2 separate regions of the Mus musculus genome follow, and region 1 is linked to region 2. Evidence: chromatin loops called from intact Hi-C (ENCODE). Cell type or tissue: heart. All regions are shown on one strand. Each heading gives the region's core, and the rest is flanking DNA. Links, peaks and the distances in the headings are about the cores only. Region 1 holds the start of Coq2 (coenzyme Q2 4-hydroxybenzoate polyprenyltransferase). Region 2 holds the start of 5430416N02Rik (RIKEN cDNA 5430416N02 gene).

Region 1 (8,272 bases), core at 273-8,272, 250 kb before region 2:
TATGCTTCAATACTCTCAATTTTTATGCAAGTAAGTTTTATATTTCCACATTTGAAATAAACTAATTTTATAGCCTCAATTTGCATGGTCATTCTTCTAATAAATCTAAAGCTTACAGGATCTTAATTTGAAAGTCTGGTTTCGACGGGTTGGAGCTTTGGCTCACTGGAAAAATGTTAGCCTAGCACAGACAAAATGCCCTGGGTTTGATCCTCATGACTGCAGAATGAATGAATGAATGAATGAATGAATGAATGAAGCTGCTTCTTCCTTCACCATCTTTTTGTATACCCCCTACCTGTACTTGTTTATCCTCCCCAACATTGAAGCGCTTGACTCTGCAGAAGAGGAACAATCAGGCATAAACATAATTTCCTTCTTCAGTCACCAAGTCTTGGCTTACCTATTTTCCTTGTTCTTCTTCTGCTAAGCCCAATGCCTAATTTTTCACTTGTGTGACGGTAGCAACATCTAACTTGTTCATTCATCCCAACCTTGCCTCAAACTCTTTCAAGATTGATTTCTTATTATTTTACCTGGTGGGTGGGGACTAGGGAACATGGGCTGACATGGGTGCACCAGCCCCCACAGGGCAGGAGCAAAACCATCACATTCCCTTGGAGTTGGAGTTACAAATGATTATGAGCCATGCTGGGAACTGAAATCAGGTCTACTGCAAGAGAGGTTAAATGTTCTTAACCACTGACCCACCCATTCTCCCTGCCCTGTTGGAACTACCCAAGTGCCTTTCCATTCCTTACAGGGCAGTGAGGTTCTTCACCAACTGGCACCTGCCTTTCATTGGTCTTAACCTTAGGCACTTCGTCAACTCTGTTCTCTCTGCACACAAGATCCGAGCAGCATGTGCCCGTGCCTTGTTTCCTTCCCATGCACGTGTGTGTGTGTGTGTGTGTGTGTGTGTGTGTGTGTGTGTGTGTGAGTCTGTGTGCAAGTGCGCATTCCCTCTGGCTGCTCTGTCTCCTTTCTAGGTGACAAATGTTTATGTGTGTGTGAAGGTACATTCAGACCTTAACCTCAACACCTCCTCCAGCATCCAAGCGACTTATTGTTCTACTCTCTCCGCAGACTCTTCCCTGACACTCACAAGCTATTTAGCCATTTTCACCTCATGTCACGTGATGCTTGCAAGTGGACATGTCACGTGACACAGAATCTTCATCAGTTTCATATTTCCTGTGATCCGTCATACTGTCACAAATATCTTTCTAATGACATAAACTAGCTGACAAAAACTAAAGAACAGGCCACCCAAGTTCCAACCCTGGAACCCACGTAATGTTTCGTGGAGAGAACCGACCCCACAAAGAACTGACCTCGAAACATGCAGGGCGTCATGTGTGCCTCCCCCAACCACACACACTAATAACAAAAATGGACTTAGGCATTTTGATTTTGAATATTCAAAGAATTTATATTTGAAACCTGAGATGGTATTGTCTGCGTAAATTTAAGTTCCTACTTTTTTTTAAAAAAAAAGGCTAGAACTATGTTGTAGATTCTATCCAACTTATTAATTAGAACTTCATGATTGTGTAGAGTCAGAATGTTACAGATCCAGAACCAAAATTACCTTTGACTATTGTCTTCATCAGGGTTTCTATTCCTGTACAAACATCATGACCAAGCAGCATGTTGGGGAGGAAAGGGTTTCTTCAGCTTACACTTTCACATTGTTGTTCATCACCAAAGGAAGTCAGGACTGGAACTCAAGCAGGTCAGGAAGCAGGAGCTGATGCAGAGGACATGGAAGGATGTTACTTACTGGCTTGCTTCCCCTGGCTTGCTCAGCTTGCTTGCTTATAGAACCCAAGACTACCAGCCCAGGGATGGCACCACCCACAATGGGACCTCCCACCCTTGATCACTAATTGAGAAAATGCCTTACAGCCAGATCTCATGGAGGCATTTCCTCAAGGGAGGCTCCTTTCTCTGTGATAACTCCAGCTTGAGTCAAGCTGACACACAAAACCAGTCAGTACAACTATCTTTAGTTCCCTTGCTAATCAGTCACTGCTAACCTCTGTCTCTGAACTAACATCCAACCATCACATGAAACCTTTTAATGTATTCACTTAGTCTACCAACCCCAAACTAATTGCCAGAGGATTTATTCCTTCCTTTTGGTGTGTACTATTACTTCTATGTTGGAACATGGTTCTGGGGTAATCTGAAACCGTGTTCTTGAACCACAGTCATGCATGTGGCTCAGAATAGACTCATATTCCCTGTGAAGTAAGAGGTATGGTTTTGTGTTGATGTATGCTACCTATTTAAAAATATTTGTAAATTTACTTGACTATTTTGTTAGTCATTGCTCACTGGTGCTGGCCACTGAGACTGATCTGGGTTAAATCCCTGAGATCCACATATTTGACTTCACACACATGTGAACACATGCACACCCAGACACTCACACACACATATGTGGACTCTCTCTCTCTCTCTCTCTCTCTCTCTCTCTCTCTCTCTCACACACACACACACACACACACACACACATCACTACACCCAGATGAAAATCGTTTTTTAAATTATTGAGGCAGCTGGACATGGTGACACGTGCCTTTCTTTAATCACAGCACTTGGGGAGGCAGAACAGGCAGATCTCTGTGAGTTTGAGGTCAGCCTGGTCTACATAGAGAGTTACTGGCCAACCAGAGCTACAAAGCCCAACCCAGCTTCAAAAAATGAAGGGAGGGAGGGAGGAAAGGAGGGAGGGAGAAAGGAAGGAAGGAGATGGGGGAGGGAGAGGGAGAAAGAGTCAAAGTAGTTTAGAGGCATGTACAATAAGAGGCATATGCAATACAAATTGCTGGTAAGATACTTCTAATAGCCGATAGGTGTATGAGAAAGGCACGGCCGCATGAAGACCAGTGCTCAGTTACATTACTGAATGTTAAATGCAATAACATTGAAGTTTCCCTAATCTTTCTTGTCTGCCTTGTTAGTGAGACCTTTTAAGCTCACATGCCTGTTAGCTTTTAATCTGCACCTTATCTTATTGCTCCAATGATTTTCATTATTTATTTCACCCTTGTGGTTCACAGCCTCTCCACAAAAAGAATACTTTCCAAGTCCAGGAATAGAACTTCCCAGGGCATATGAGTTTGAAACCATTTTTACCTTCTTTAAAAAACAAAAAAACACTCATGGAAGGAGTTACAGAGACAAAATTTGGAGCTGCGACGAAAGGATGGACCATCTAGTGATTGCCATATGCAGGGATCCATCCCATAATCAGCTTCCAAACGCTGACACCATTGCATACACTAGCAAGATTTTGCTGAAAGGACCCAGATATAGCTCTCTCTTGTGAGACTATGCCGGGGCCTAGCAAACACAGACGTGGATGCTCACAGTCAGCTATTGGATGGATCACACGGCCCCCAATGGAGGAGCTAGAGAAATTACCCAAGGAGCTAAAGGGAACTGCAACCCTATAGGTGGAACAACATTATGAACTAACCAGTACCCCGGAGCTCTTGACTCTAGCTGCATATGTATCAAAAGATGGCCTAGTTGGCCATCACTGGAAAGAGAGGCCCATTGGACTTGCAAACTTTATATGCCCCAGTACAGGGGAACGCCAGGGCCAAAAAGGGGGAGTGGGTGGGTAGGGGATTGGGGGGGTGGGTATGGGGGACTTTTGGGATAGCATTGAAAATGTAAACGAGGAAAATACCTAATAAAAATAAATAAATAAATAAATAAATAAATAAAACAAAACAAACAAACAAACAAAAAACCAAAAAAACCCAAAACCTCAAACATTTATTCCATGTATTTAGTTATTTAGTGTGTGTGTGTGTGTGTGTGTGTGTGTGTGTGTCTCCCACGGAAGGCCACAGACATCATGTCACAAAAGCAAAAGGTTGCTATTGACCCTCTATGGAGTTAACAGAACAGGGCAGAGAGCCATGGTCGCTCCTGCTTCATGCTAATAACTATTCTTTGGACTCAGTCTAGTCTTTACTTTTATAATGTCCTACTACCACTGCAGGACAAGTTGAAATGGGTTTGAGAGTGAAAAAGTTAGTGGACTTTAAAATACATTTTTTTCAAATAAAAAAAAAGCAATTTTAAAAAACAGCTTTATCATCCTTTCCCTCTAAAATAGAAAGCATTCGCAATGATTTTTGCATTTTAAATATTGTGTTGGGAACTCCAGGCAAATGGAAATAGTGTGCAAGTGTGAAAGAGCCTCGTGTTTGGCATGGCGGCACCTATGCTACCTGAAAGGGTGCTTGAAAATAAACAGCGTGGAGGCAACTTTTGGGAAAAGAAAGGAGCCTCAAAGGCCGCAAACCTGTAGAGGAGCTCAACTGGCAAGCAGCAGATGGAGCTAAAAGATCAAAGGACCAGCAGCGCTTCCCAGACTGCAAAGGCCAGCGCGCCCCCTGCTGCACCTTCCTCAAGCGCCAGGCCAGGATCACAGAACTCACTTCATAGGCTTTAAGGAAGGGCACCGAAAAGGATACACCACCATCTCAAAACACTAAAATCCAGATAAGCGACTTGTCCAGAGCCAGTCAGTGAGGGGTTACCGTGGAATAACACATACCAGGTACCTGCAAACATGCAACGGCCAACTATATTAACAAGGGTCGCATAAAGTTGGTTATTGTTTTGTTTTTCTTTGTTTTATTTTTCAAGACAGGGTTTCTCTGTGTAGCTCTGGCTGTCCTGGAACTCACTCTTTAGTAAGCTGGCCGAAAACGTAAAGATCTGACTGCCTCTGCCTCCCGAGTGCTGGGATTAAAGGAGTGCGCCACCACCACCTGGTTATGAAGTTGTTCTTGAGTGAAACTGCATCCTTTTTAGCTGTCAAACTTAGGTTCACCTCGAGTAAAGAATTTCCCTTAAGTATATAGATATAGATAGATATACTTAAATTCATATATATGTATATATATGAGTATATGTATATATGAATATACATATATAAAAATTTACATAATTTGATTTGGCTTTTTGTTTCCCTTTTAGTGTTAGAAGGTGAACATTCCATGTAGTTAACATTTTTGGACTTAAGTTTTTCTTTTTATGGTAGAACTATTCCATACAAATAAACAAACACTCTCCTTTTGAGTTCATTAAGAAGCCTGGAGATGGAGAGATGGCTCAGCGGTGAACAGCACCTGCTGCTCTCCTTACAGAGGACCCAGGTTTGATTTCTAGCACCATACGGCTCAGCCCGGTCTGTAAATCCAGTTCCAGGAGCGCGCGCGCCACCACTGCGCATGCCTGCCCGCGGCCCGTCGCCCTGGATGACGCCACCGACCGGCGTCCAGCCTGGCGCCATGCTGCGCTGGGGAGGCGCGGGGCTCGCGCGGGGCCTGCGGGCCGTTCGGTCCGCATGGCTGCGAGGTCCGCGCGGGCTCCCATTGGCCCTGGTGCGCAGCGCAGGGGTTCCGGGCGCGCGGGATCGGCGAGCCCCGGCCCCCGGGACGCAGCGGGGCCGAGCTCTCAGCCTGTCGGCCGCGGCCGTGGTGAACTCGGCGCCCCGCCCGCTGCAGCCCTACCTGCGCCTCATGCGCCTGGACAAGCCCATAGGTGAGTGGGGCGGGCTGGGCTGCGCTGCGCTCGACAGCCTGCCTGCCTGAGGAGCAGGGCCGCAGTGACCGCGACTCCGCTGCGATGCACCCATTGGGCCAGTCCCCTCGGGACTCGGTCAGGACCTTAGCCAGGGACACGCAGATTTTCCCTCGCTCTGAGCCGGGAGTCCCGGAGGCGGACGTTGATAATCACATATTCCCAGACCATTCCACAAACTCCAGACCACTCCTACCCCATTCAGATGTGAGCAGGTGCTCCTTTGCTTTCACGAAGCTTTTGATTGTTGATTTGCAGTTTTGAAGCATTTCTGCATTCATTAGTTTTCGATTTTTGCCTCCAATTATGTAAGGCCCAAGGGGCATGTAAGTAAGACTATTGAAATCAAGGCTCCTCGTCAGAGCCAGACCAGAAGGACCCCAAAAGTGTTACTACTGGGCTTTTTTTCCCCCTCATCACCGGTTACAAAGATTGAGAGCATCTGAACACAGCCGGGTTATCGTGCTTTAGAATTGCCCGCCAACGTAAACTCACACAAGCCTCTCTATGACCTTCTTTTTCTCAGTCTTTTTCATCAAAGTGCTCACGGACTATTGACACCTGTGACACAATATAAGCTCCGTCTGCACGCAAGGTTTCTGTCTAGTTGGTAAAACGATGCCCGGAGTTGTAGATGAAGTCACCTGGCCTTAGTGACAGAATGAGCTAGGAAAACTACCAGCTTTGAAAGAATTTGTTTCTGGCTGGAAAAGACAGTTGATAACCTAGGAAAGTATGGAAAAGTATCAGAGGTATAGGTCATGCACAGGAAAAGAAAAATAACTTACTGTCTCCAGAGTTCGAACAACTGAAAAAAATAGTACTCCAAAGGAAATGCTATATTATAGAGTAGAGAGGTCTTGGAGAAATATTTTCAAAATCCAAGGGTAGCTAAATATGGTGGCTCACATCTATAGTCTAACATCCAACGGCAGGAGGGCTGATTCAAGTTGCAAGTCAGTCTGGGCTTTATATTCTGAAATAAAAGCCAAACAAACAGACTTAGTGCTGAAACATTAAGACTAGGAGCCTGACCTGCAACCCTGGAAAGATGTAGGAAGAGGGATACAACTGAATTCCAGCTAATCTAGATGTCAGTATGTACAGTTTCAGCGTATGGAAGAACATCCAAATGCCAAACTTATTTGTTCTGCCTTTACCTATCCAGGACCCCCAACGTGGCCCCGTTTGGGTTTGGTGTTTGTTTTTGGACAGGGTCCCATATGTGTCTTTGGCTAACCTTGACCTCCTGCCTCCATTTCCCAGTTGCTAGGACTGCAGGCACTCTCCTCCATGCCTGGCTGGACCTGTTTTATTTTGCATAAGACAAGGGCTTGCTTTGTACTGCAGGTTGGCCACAAACTCCAGAGCTTGCCTCAGCGTCCAGGTGACAAAGTGGGTGGGGTGGCAGTAGCCAGGTGTCACTGTTGATATTCTAGATGTGAATGCTCCCTGTGTGGGTTTTAAGCACCGAATCACTGCAACAAGAGATTATAGACACCTATTAAATAGAAGGCAGGCCTGCCATTATTAGGGTGTTGTATAATTCAGGGTTTACACAAGCATTTTATAATTCTGTTCTTAGATTCTGGGTGACAAAGCTACAAGAGAGACTTGCAGACACGCAGGACAGATCAACAGCTGCCATTGTTTCTGTTTTCACAATTAAGCATCATTAATCTAGTGGCTGTACATCCTGCCATGTAACAGGACTCTATAAAGTGATTCTGAGCCACATTTTTGAGCCAGACCTTGTGGTTTTGAACCTTCAGCTCAATCCAGTGGAGGGACTGTGGTTAAATTACTTTCTGTCTCTGCACCGTCGTTTCTTTCTCTATAAAAGGAAAGTGCTAATGTTGACTTTAATCTACACATGGTAAATACTTTGACCATAGTGCCTTCACATAAGGGCTCCTGAGGCATTAGTCACAGAACTGGAGATTAGAGAAACGTACCTTTGTAGTTATTTGTGCTGAGTGCCTTAAGATACTGGCCTGTATGTTTTGATTCTAAATAAGACAGTTACAAGGTAAAATTCATTCTGTGAATAGTTTTGGACCCCTGCCTTGTGTCAGGAGCAGAAATTGACAGTAGAGTTCCTGGTTTAATATGTATATGTCTTGTAAGACAGTGATACAGTTATTGTTTTACTGTATTGATGTTATATCTACTTACTTTCATAGAGCAGTATTAGTCGTTGTGTTTTAGAAGGCAGTAGCAAAGCTTTTTTGTTGTTTCTCAGTACTAGGAGTGGAACTCAAAGGGTCTCCCATAGGCTAGTCAAGGGACTTACCTACCACTGGGCTACATCACTGGTCAGTCAACCGGTGTCATTTCAGGAAGTTTTGGCAGGTGGCGCTCTTTCCACCAGGTTGGCAGTGTGTTTCCCTCTTCACTGCAGTTGCGGGTTGTCCTAAGGGAAATCTATCGTTAGAGAATTGTAAGCTCAGTCTACACAGACCTTTAGCCCTGCCCTGCCCATCCCATTCAGAATCTGACCATTGTATTTCCTCTCCCAGAGAATCTTTCCATTTTATAATAAACAAGTCTGTCTACAGCCTGTTTGGCGTTTCTCACTACCTCTACACCTTTCTTCACAGAATAACTGTAAGGAATGAAAGTGTCACAGGGAAGATAGAAAGGAGTGCCCCTGGCAATC
Region 2 (8,336 bases), core at 304-8,303:
CAAGCTTTTTATTTCTAGAGTCAATGTCTCAGTTACTCTGCGTTGTTATCTAAGTAGGTTTTAAAAGGGCCTGACACTGAGTATGTGTGAGATTGTGGAAGAGTGATACAAGGATGCTTTATGTGCTGTTAAACACGTTTAGATGTACACACACCTGGACTCCCAATACTCAGGAGGCAGAGGCAGCCTTGTCTACACAGCAAGGTCTAGGCTGGCCAATGCTAATAATGATATCCTGTCTCAAAAACGTAAGTTTTGAGAAACATGTTAAAAGATCTGCTCACATTTCTGTCTTAAGAAATCAACTTCACAACATCACCGGACAGTTTTTTCCTCCCTTTTGGAAAACTCATATTCCAAGCAAGTGATACCAATGAGTTTATCATATGAATAGGTCAGACATATAAACCCATCCACTGAGATTGAAGAAGTTATAAAATAAGCCAAGAAAATGTGAACTTTCTGATAAGGAGAGACTATGTGCTGTTAATAGGCATGTGTAACATGTAATAAAATGTTTGTACCAGCACACAGCAGCAGAAGACAGTGTGTCTCTCAAACATGATACTAATGTGATCACGCAACCACAATCCATAATACACAACTAAAGGTTGTAGCCATGGGCCTACACTGAAGAGAATTAGATTTCATATTATTGAAGAGAAAACACTGCAAATAAGAACCCCTTAGGTATCTGTTCCAATCAACCGTACATTTTGGGGTCCTCAAATGTTTTTGTTAATTTGTCATAAACTTCATCCTAGTGTATAATTAATATTCTTTTTTAAGATTTGTTTATTTTATGCATATGAGTATACCACCATTGCTCTCTTCAGACACACCAGAAGAGGGTACCAGACCCCATTACACATGGTTGTAAGCCACCTTGTGGTTGCTGGAATTTGAACTCAGGACCTCTGGGAAAGTAGTCAGTGCTCTTAAACTGCCGAGCCATCCCTTCAGCCCATAACTAATAGTCTCATGTACAAAGAAAAGTGAACTTTAAAAAGTATTAGTTGAGTGAACACTCATAAAAATGCTAACATACTGAAGGTCTACAGCGAACACATTGATAGTCACTTTAGCAAATTGACATTACCAAACTTGAACTGTATTCCAAGAAGGATAACTAGTATTTCTTGGCAAAAGTTTTAAATTCTGAATGATTTGTTTTTTTCAGAGACAAAGTTTCATGAAGTCTACACTGGTCTCAACCTTACTGTGTAGTTAGAGATGACTTTGAGCTCCTGCCTCCACCTTCTGAGTGCTGGACTTTCGTGGTGTGCTACTGTGCCCTTCTCTGAATGATGGCTTAAGGGATGATAAACTAGTTTTAGCTCTGACATTCAAGAAACTGGTATCTAGGTCTTTAGCAGCTCGATGACGTGACTGATGGCACACATTTCTCCATCACAGGATACTCATTTCAGTCTTTAAGAGGTAAAGATGCCAAAGCTTATGGGATATATTTTTCAAAATGACATCTATTTAGTGTGTGTGTGTGTGTGTGTGTGTGTGTGTGTGTGTGTGCGCGCGCGCGCGCCCATGTGTTCTATGGTTCATATGTGCTAAGTCAGAGGATAACATCTGAGAGGCAGTTTTTTCATCAAGCAGACTGAGATGGTCAGGAATGTGTACATGTGTGGGTGAGGGCCCATGCATGTGTGACTGCTCCTGTGTAGAGACCCCTTGACTATTGTACACTTTCTGCAGTCTTTTAGTGAACTCAGAGTTTGCCAATCTAGTTAGCCAACTTGTCCTGGGGAATCTCCTGTCGTCCTCTCTGTGCTGGGGTTACAGGTGGCTGCCATCTGCCAAGCTTTCTGGGTAAGTTCTGGGGATCCTTTAGAGAGCCGCTGAGCCATTTCCCATGTTGCTTCTTTACTTCTTAGCTGTCATCTGAGCTCTATAACATTTATGTCTTCACCTATAAAATCTAAGTACATGTTTGGTAGCTAGTTGGAAAATTCATAGGCTTGGAGGTGTCTGAGAATGGACCCCTTCCTCTCCATTAGCAAAATGCAAAACCATTGACTGAAATTGCAGGGCTCTAATGAACGGTCTAAGGAATGGGCTTTTGGTGCCCTTCGAGGAGAGGCAGTTCCAAACTGCTCAAACTATCATAAGACCTGTACCTACTGGAGGTTTTGTGGTAAAGCACACAGATAACCACTGTCCTGTCTTTTATTTTATTTTTTTTGAGACAGTGTGTTAAGGTTATCATTACTGTGATGAAACACCATAGCCAAAAGCACGTTGAGGAGGAAAGCATTTATTTGGCTCACACATTCACAGTAAAGTCTATCACTGAAGGAAGTTAGGACAGGAACTCAAAGAAGGTGCTGATGCAGAGGCCATGGAAGGGTGCTGCTTACGGGCTTGCTTTCCATGGCTTGTTCAGTCTGTTTTGTTTTTTATAGAACCCAGCATCACCAGCCCAGAGAGATCCCCACCCACAATAGACTGGGCCCTCTCCAGTCAGTCACTAATTAAGAAAACGCCTTACATGCCCCCCCCCCCCCAGCCAGATCTTCTGCAGGCATTTTCTGAGTTGCATCATCCCTTCTTCTGATGGCTATCTCGTGTCAAGGTGCCATAAAACAAGCCAGCACACAGGATCCTGGAAGTGTGTAGATCAGGCTGGCTTTGAACACAACAGAGGCCCCCCTGCCTTTTTCTCCTGAGTGCTGGGATTAAAGGTGTGCACAACTATGCCTGGTGTCAACACAATGCACCTCCCCCTTCCCAAAGCTACTCCAAGTGGGCCTGTCAGTCACCTGAGGAGAAACAAAAAACCCACAAAACACACACACACACACAACAACCCATCAAAACCAAACCAACTGTTTGTTCTAGAGACATTTGAGTTTTAAACCCTTTCTAAGGATATAGGCTGGCACCATGAATCTCCTTGGCCTGTGTCTATTTTTGCCCCTTGTTTTTAATTTATGTGTATGAGTACACCACTGCTCTCTTCATACACACAAGAGGACATCAGATCCCATTATAGATGGTTGTGAGCCACCATGTGGTTGCTGGGAATTAAACTCAGGAGCTCTGGAAGAACAGTTGGTGCTCTTAACCGCTGAGCCATCTCTCCAGCCCCATTCTTGCTCCTTGTGAGCAGGCTTTTATGCCAACAGTCTTTTTGGCCATTGTTTCTCTCTCCTTTGGGTTCCTTCACTTTCCAGTACTAAAGCCCATTTATCTTCAACAGTGCTCTCTTGTGTGCCTCATCTGAATTATTTCATTGACAATCACAAGAAATGAAGAGCTCAGGTGAGTTCAGATGGAGAGCCAAACAAAGGTCTAGAAGTTGCAGGTCCAGAGCCAAATTATCTTGTGCTATCTTTAGGAAGAGCCAAGAACGATATTCATCCAAAGCAGCACACAGCTCTGGTCTAACACACATCTCCCGACTAGTACGGAGAAGCTTGGGATTTTCAGGGGGTTGGGGGTGGCGAATGAAAACTGATTCAAGAAGGAAAAGCTAACGTTTGGCACTTAGGATGGTACTCGAATCACGTGTGAATTTATTGTTATTCAACAAACCCTTGACATTGTAAGAAAATGCGACCACGTCTCACGCGTAGTGCAGGGCTGGGTCTGCGAAGGCTGATGCACCAAGATCCCAAGTGTGAGGCCAGCTTGAACTACACGTGTTTTCTCGGGTCAGGCTGATATAAAAGGAAGAGAGCACCCCACAAACCAACCAAAAAGGTTCTCCTTGGGAGCTAGTGTTTAAGTAGGGATTGATTTCGCCTACTTTTCTCCTCAGTATGCCTTCAGCATGGTATGACTGACTCTCACCAACACCTCAGAAAGGCTGAGATGACTGGTGCTCACCAAGTCAGACGCCCAATAAACGGCAAAAAGAAAGCATTCTGAGTAACGTCCCTCAAGCCGGAAGGCAAATGCGGAGCACCAGCCAGGTCCGGTTGCACATGTCTGGCGACGCTAGCCGATGTGCCGCCGCCCCACCTTTGCAGTCCCATAGCAGTGCCTGGGCTCGGCGGCTGCGATCGCCCACACAGCCGGAGGACAGGTCGAGACACTCCACTAGCAGTCCCCAAGGCTGCGGTCCCCTGGACAGCAACTTCCGGCTATCCTACTCTGTCGAAGTCCCTTTTCTGGGCTCCCGCGAGAGCTCGAGTCGCGGTAAACTCTGTTCCGCATGAGGACTGGGCGGCTTGACCGGAAGGGCGGGCTTTGGACATGTAGCCAATCACATACCATGCTATGTCGAAGCAGCCAATCGGAGAGGCCTGGCGCCTTTAAGGGCCTCCGTGGGCACGTTCTCGCTTCCATTCGGTCCTCCTTTTGTTAACGCTCTGGCATCATGTCTACGCCAGCTCCCGCGCAATCCGGCGCCATCGCGCTTTGGGCGAGCATGGCCATGGGGAGTAGAGAGGTGGAAACCGAGCTGACGCCTGCCTGACCCTGGCGATGGTGGCGCGCGCCGGGAAGGACTGATTGGAGAATGGCGCCAAATGGGTAGGAACAGGTCGTGATGTCCGCCGAATGTTGTGTAGCAGGCGGGACAAAAGAGCGATCTCAGGCCTCATCTCGTCTCTTTTGTAGGTCACGGATGGCGAGGGGGCACAGGAGCTCTCGATGTGACCTGGCGCTGTGGATGTGATGCACAGCAGCTTGAGTGGGACTGCTCCGCTGTCCTCATGAGAGAACGCTTTTTCTGAAGATGGGAGGTGGCTAATGAAAGAAGGTGAGGTCTCTCGGGCCCTTGCTGTCTCCAGTGCGATGGGAACTGCACGGGTACGGAAACTTAGGGCCCACAGAACTTTGTTTGAGTTTGGGAATAGGGCATCGAGGGTGGATAGCTTTCAGGACTAGGCGATTTTATTGGAGCCCAGTGATTAAAACCTTTGACTTCTTTGTATCCTTCAAATGATACAAAATTCAATTCCAACAAGTTTTTTTTACCTCCTATTTTACTGAGAATTGAAGTCATCAAGGAATTAATTTATTCATGTTTTTCCATTATATATGCTTTTATCTTATTTGGATGAAATCAACATTTTGCTGGGTTTTTCCTTTTATTTTTATTTTTTTAAATAAAACGCAGCCCATGAACTTCTGGGGAATCGGGTGCTATGGTACAAGTGTTTGCTTGACTGTCAAGAATACAAGGCTGTGTGTTTATCCTTAGGTGAGGTTTTTCACAATTGGCAGTGAGTTAAGTGAAGTTCAGTCTGGTCTCATGTAATCAGCTCTCAGCACATCGGGGTTTTTATCTTGCAGTGCTGGGACTCAAGCCCAGGATTTGTGCATGATTTCAGTCACTGCATCACCAACCTACGCTTGCCTTTAGAACAGATACAATTTTATCTTACTGAGCTGGGCTTGTCTCCTAGAGTCCGTTTTCAACCTGGGGGTGATCTTTCTGAATGGGTCTCCCATGAAGCTGGGAGTAAAGGTTCAGGCCAGTTTTAGAGTAGAGGTCTAACCCCACCCTGTAAAAACATTCATTTTGTTTTTTTAGACAGGTCTCATGTAACCCGGGCTAGATTAGACTTGCTGTGTAGCTTGGCATGACTGTTCTATTGATCATCTTGCCTCCACCTCCCCAGTGGTGTGTGTTCCTGCCAAGCCCAGTTAATGTGCTGAAGGTTGAACCTTAGGGCTCTGGGAACACTAGGCTTTACCAGCTGCACCCTATCTCTTCTCCAAAGAAACTCCATTCACATTAGCTGTCCCTTTGTCCCCCAGTCCCTAGGAGCACCTGTACCTGTAGATTGCCTGTTCTGTATGATTCACATAGATGGGATAATAGACTAGTGCATCGGAGTTTTTTCTTTAGTACATAGGATTTTTGTGGCTGGCTTTTCTCCTACAGAATAATGGTAAGAGGTCATCCTTATTGCCAGCAGCGGTGGCAGTGTGTGCCTTTAATCCCTGCAGAGGCAGCAGATTAAAGGGCAGAGCACTTGCCAGCCTGCTCTACAGAGTGAGTGAGTTCTTGGACAGCCAGTCAGTGCTACACAAAGAAACGCACAGGTAAAACAGCTATGCCGAAAAATAAAAATTTTCAAAAAGTATCAAGGTTATGATTGGAGAAAATTTTGTGAAGTGAATAGTACCCGAAGAATACTTTGGTTTTCCAACATTGTTAACATAGTAAAAGAACATGAGGTACTAAGTGCCACGACACTACCGGAGAAGCAGGAATCCTAGGCTGTGAAGACACAGCATGAGTACAGCAACTCTTACAGGAAGCCATCATGCTGGGGCTGGCTTACAGTTGTAGGGGTTGGTCCGTTGTGCTGGGGCTGGCTTACCGTTGTACGGGTCAGTCCTATATGCTGGGACAGCCAGGCAGGAAGGCATGGTGCTGGCACCGTTGCTTCACATCCTGCTTTGCCAGCAGAGAGCAAGACTCACTGCATGGGCTTTTGGTTTCCAACAAGGCCACACCTCCTAATCCTTCCCGGACAGCTCACCTGGGGACAGATCATGCGAATACATGAGGGGCCATGTCAGACCACCACACGGGCTAAGTGGTTTCAGAAACATAATCTGCTGAGATTCTCACAAAAGGGGGTGCTGCAGCTGAGGAGAAAGCCTGGGAGCATCTCAGTGAGATGCCTGTTTAATTGGGTGCCTGCTGCTGAGGGTCTCCTAGGAGAGATGCAGGGGTCCTGAGAGTCCCTCTGACAAGCCCTGTGGCTATACTGCTCTGAATTCTGGTAATGTGATACATTGTAATACTGACAGATGGGGGACTGCAAAAGGCATTTACTTAAATGTCATAGACCTTTAACTAAAACAGCAACGTTAAGAGACATTAGAGAACTTGGTGGGCATGGAGTGCTCTGAGCTCTTTGCTGTTTCCGCTAGTGGCTGCATATCCGATGATTAAACTCTTCACTGCTGTTCACATACTGAGCCGTTGTGATTATTGAGGAACTAATGAGGATATGCAAGCTTTCCTAAAGGAGATGCGGCAGCCACAGGCCTCAGCCCCTGGCACACGATTTAAAATACAATCTTTTTTCAGGAATTGTGTTCTCGGTGATGCCTGGAAGAGATGCGTGACGTTGGAAGATGATTACGAAATACAGGAAAGGTAGAGTCATTTGTTTTGTATATATTAAATATTCTGAGTGATACAGTCTGGGAAAGATTATGAAGTAAAGACTGGAATCCTAAAGGCTTTGGTGAAATCTTAATTACCTATTTTCGGGGTGGCAGAGAACTTTTATTTAGACAATCATTGTGTCCTTGTTGGTGTGGAGGTCAGAGGACGACTTGGAAGTTTCTCCAACCCAGGCCTCCTGTCTTAACGACAGGCCTTTGTGTGTGTGGGTGTTTTGTCTGCACCGTGTGCATACATGGTGCCTGAGAAGGCTGTAAGGGGGCATCAGATCCCCTGCCACTGCAGTTGGAGAGTGAAGCTGCCATGTGTGTGCTATGAATCGGACCCCAGTCCTCTTAACTCTTAAGCAGTCTGTCTTAGTCAGGGTTTCTATTCCTGGACAAACATCATGACCAAGAAGCAAGTTGGGAAGGAAAGGGTTTATTCGGCTTACACTTTTCCACATTGCTGTTCATCACCAAAGGAAGTCAGGACTGGAACTCAAGCAGGTCAGAAAGCAGGAGCTGATGCAGAGACCATGGAGGGATATTACTCACTGGCTTGCTCAGCCTGCTCTCTTATAGAACCAAGACTACCAGCCCAGAGATGGTCCCACCCACAAGGGGCCTCTCCCCCTTGATCACTGATTGAGAAAATGCTTTACAGCTGGATCTCATGGAGGCATTTCCTCAACTGAAGCTCCTTCACCAATAGCCTCTCATAGGCTCTCTTTATGGTGCCAAGCCTCAACCCCTTTGCATGACCCCTTCAGTCCTGGGCCATCAATTGCAACTGAGGCTGCACCTTCACCAATGGCCTTCCATGGCCTCTCACAGTGCCGAGCCTTAGGTGCTCTGCGTGACCCCTTCATGCCTTCAAAACCAGTACCACCTGGGTGACTCTTACATATTACCAAGTCCAGCCACAGCACAAGGTACAACCTTGGCTATCTCTGGAACACAGCCTCTGTGCTCTCAGAAAACCCTTCCCAGAAGATTTCACCTCAGTGATGCTGGTCTCTTCTTAATCACCGCTAATTTCTTAGCTCCAGTTAACCAGCATCAATAGTTCCAGTAATGCAAAGGTTTAACTTTAGTAGTTCTTGTATCTTGTTAATCACAGCTGATTCTTCAGAACCACAGAACCTTCACAATCCAAAATAGCAGTGGCCCTGAAAAAAGTCTTTAATTTTACCTCTGAAGTTTCACAAGCCAGGCCTCCATTTTTCTGCAATGTTCTCAAC

Evidence for each region. A loop is a pair of places that touch in the nucleus more often than their neighbours do. Peaks named below come from ENCODE experiments on the same cell type or tissue, not always from the same donor. Only the 100,000 strongest peaks of a DNase experiment are listed, where the experiment ranks them.
Region 1: a loop joins it to region 2, with 2.5 times the contacts of the local background. A loop is called at or near these places in 4 of 42 quality-filtered maps.

What each region holds. Positions count from the first base shown.
Region 1 is chr5:100,671,291-100,679,562 of GRCm38, reverse strand. It overlaps Coq2 (coenzyme Q2 4-hydroxybenzoate polyprenyltransferase), which reads left to right and starts at 5,307. Exons shown (of 7, transcript NM_027978.2): 1 at 5,307-5,574. The coding sequence starts at 5,322. Hpse (heparanase) reads left to right here. Exons shown (of 12, transcript NM_152803.5): 12 at 1-79. In heart, for the core only: CTCF peaks have their summits at 4,417 (motif pointing left) and 7,963; DNase peaks (open chromatin) are centred at 4,422 and 5,292; H3K4me3 peaks cover 2,065 bases; H3K27ac peaks cover 1,468 bases.
Region 2 is chr5:100,425,484-100,433,819 of GRCm38, reverse strand. It overlaps 5430416N02Rik (RIKEN cDNA 5430416N02 gene), which reads left to right and starts at 4,285. Exons shown (of 5, transcript NR_034038.1): 1 at 4,285-4,494; 2 at 4,582-4,723; 3 at 7,016-7,084. In heart, for the core only: no CTCF peak of the experiment used is centred there; a DNase peak (open chromatin) is centred at 4,189; H3K4me3 peaks cover 4,496 bases; H3K27ac peaks cover 2,677 bases.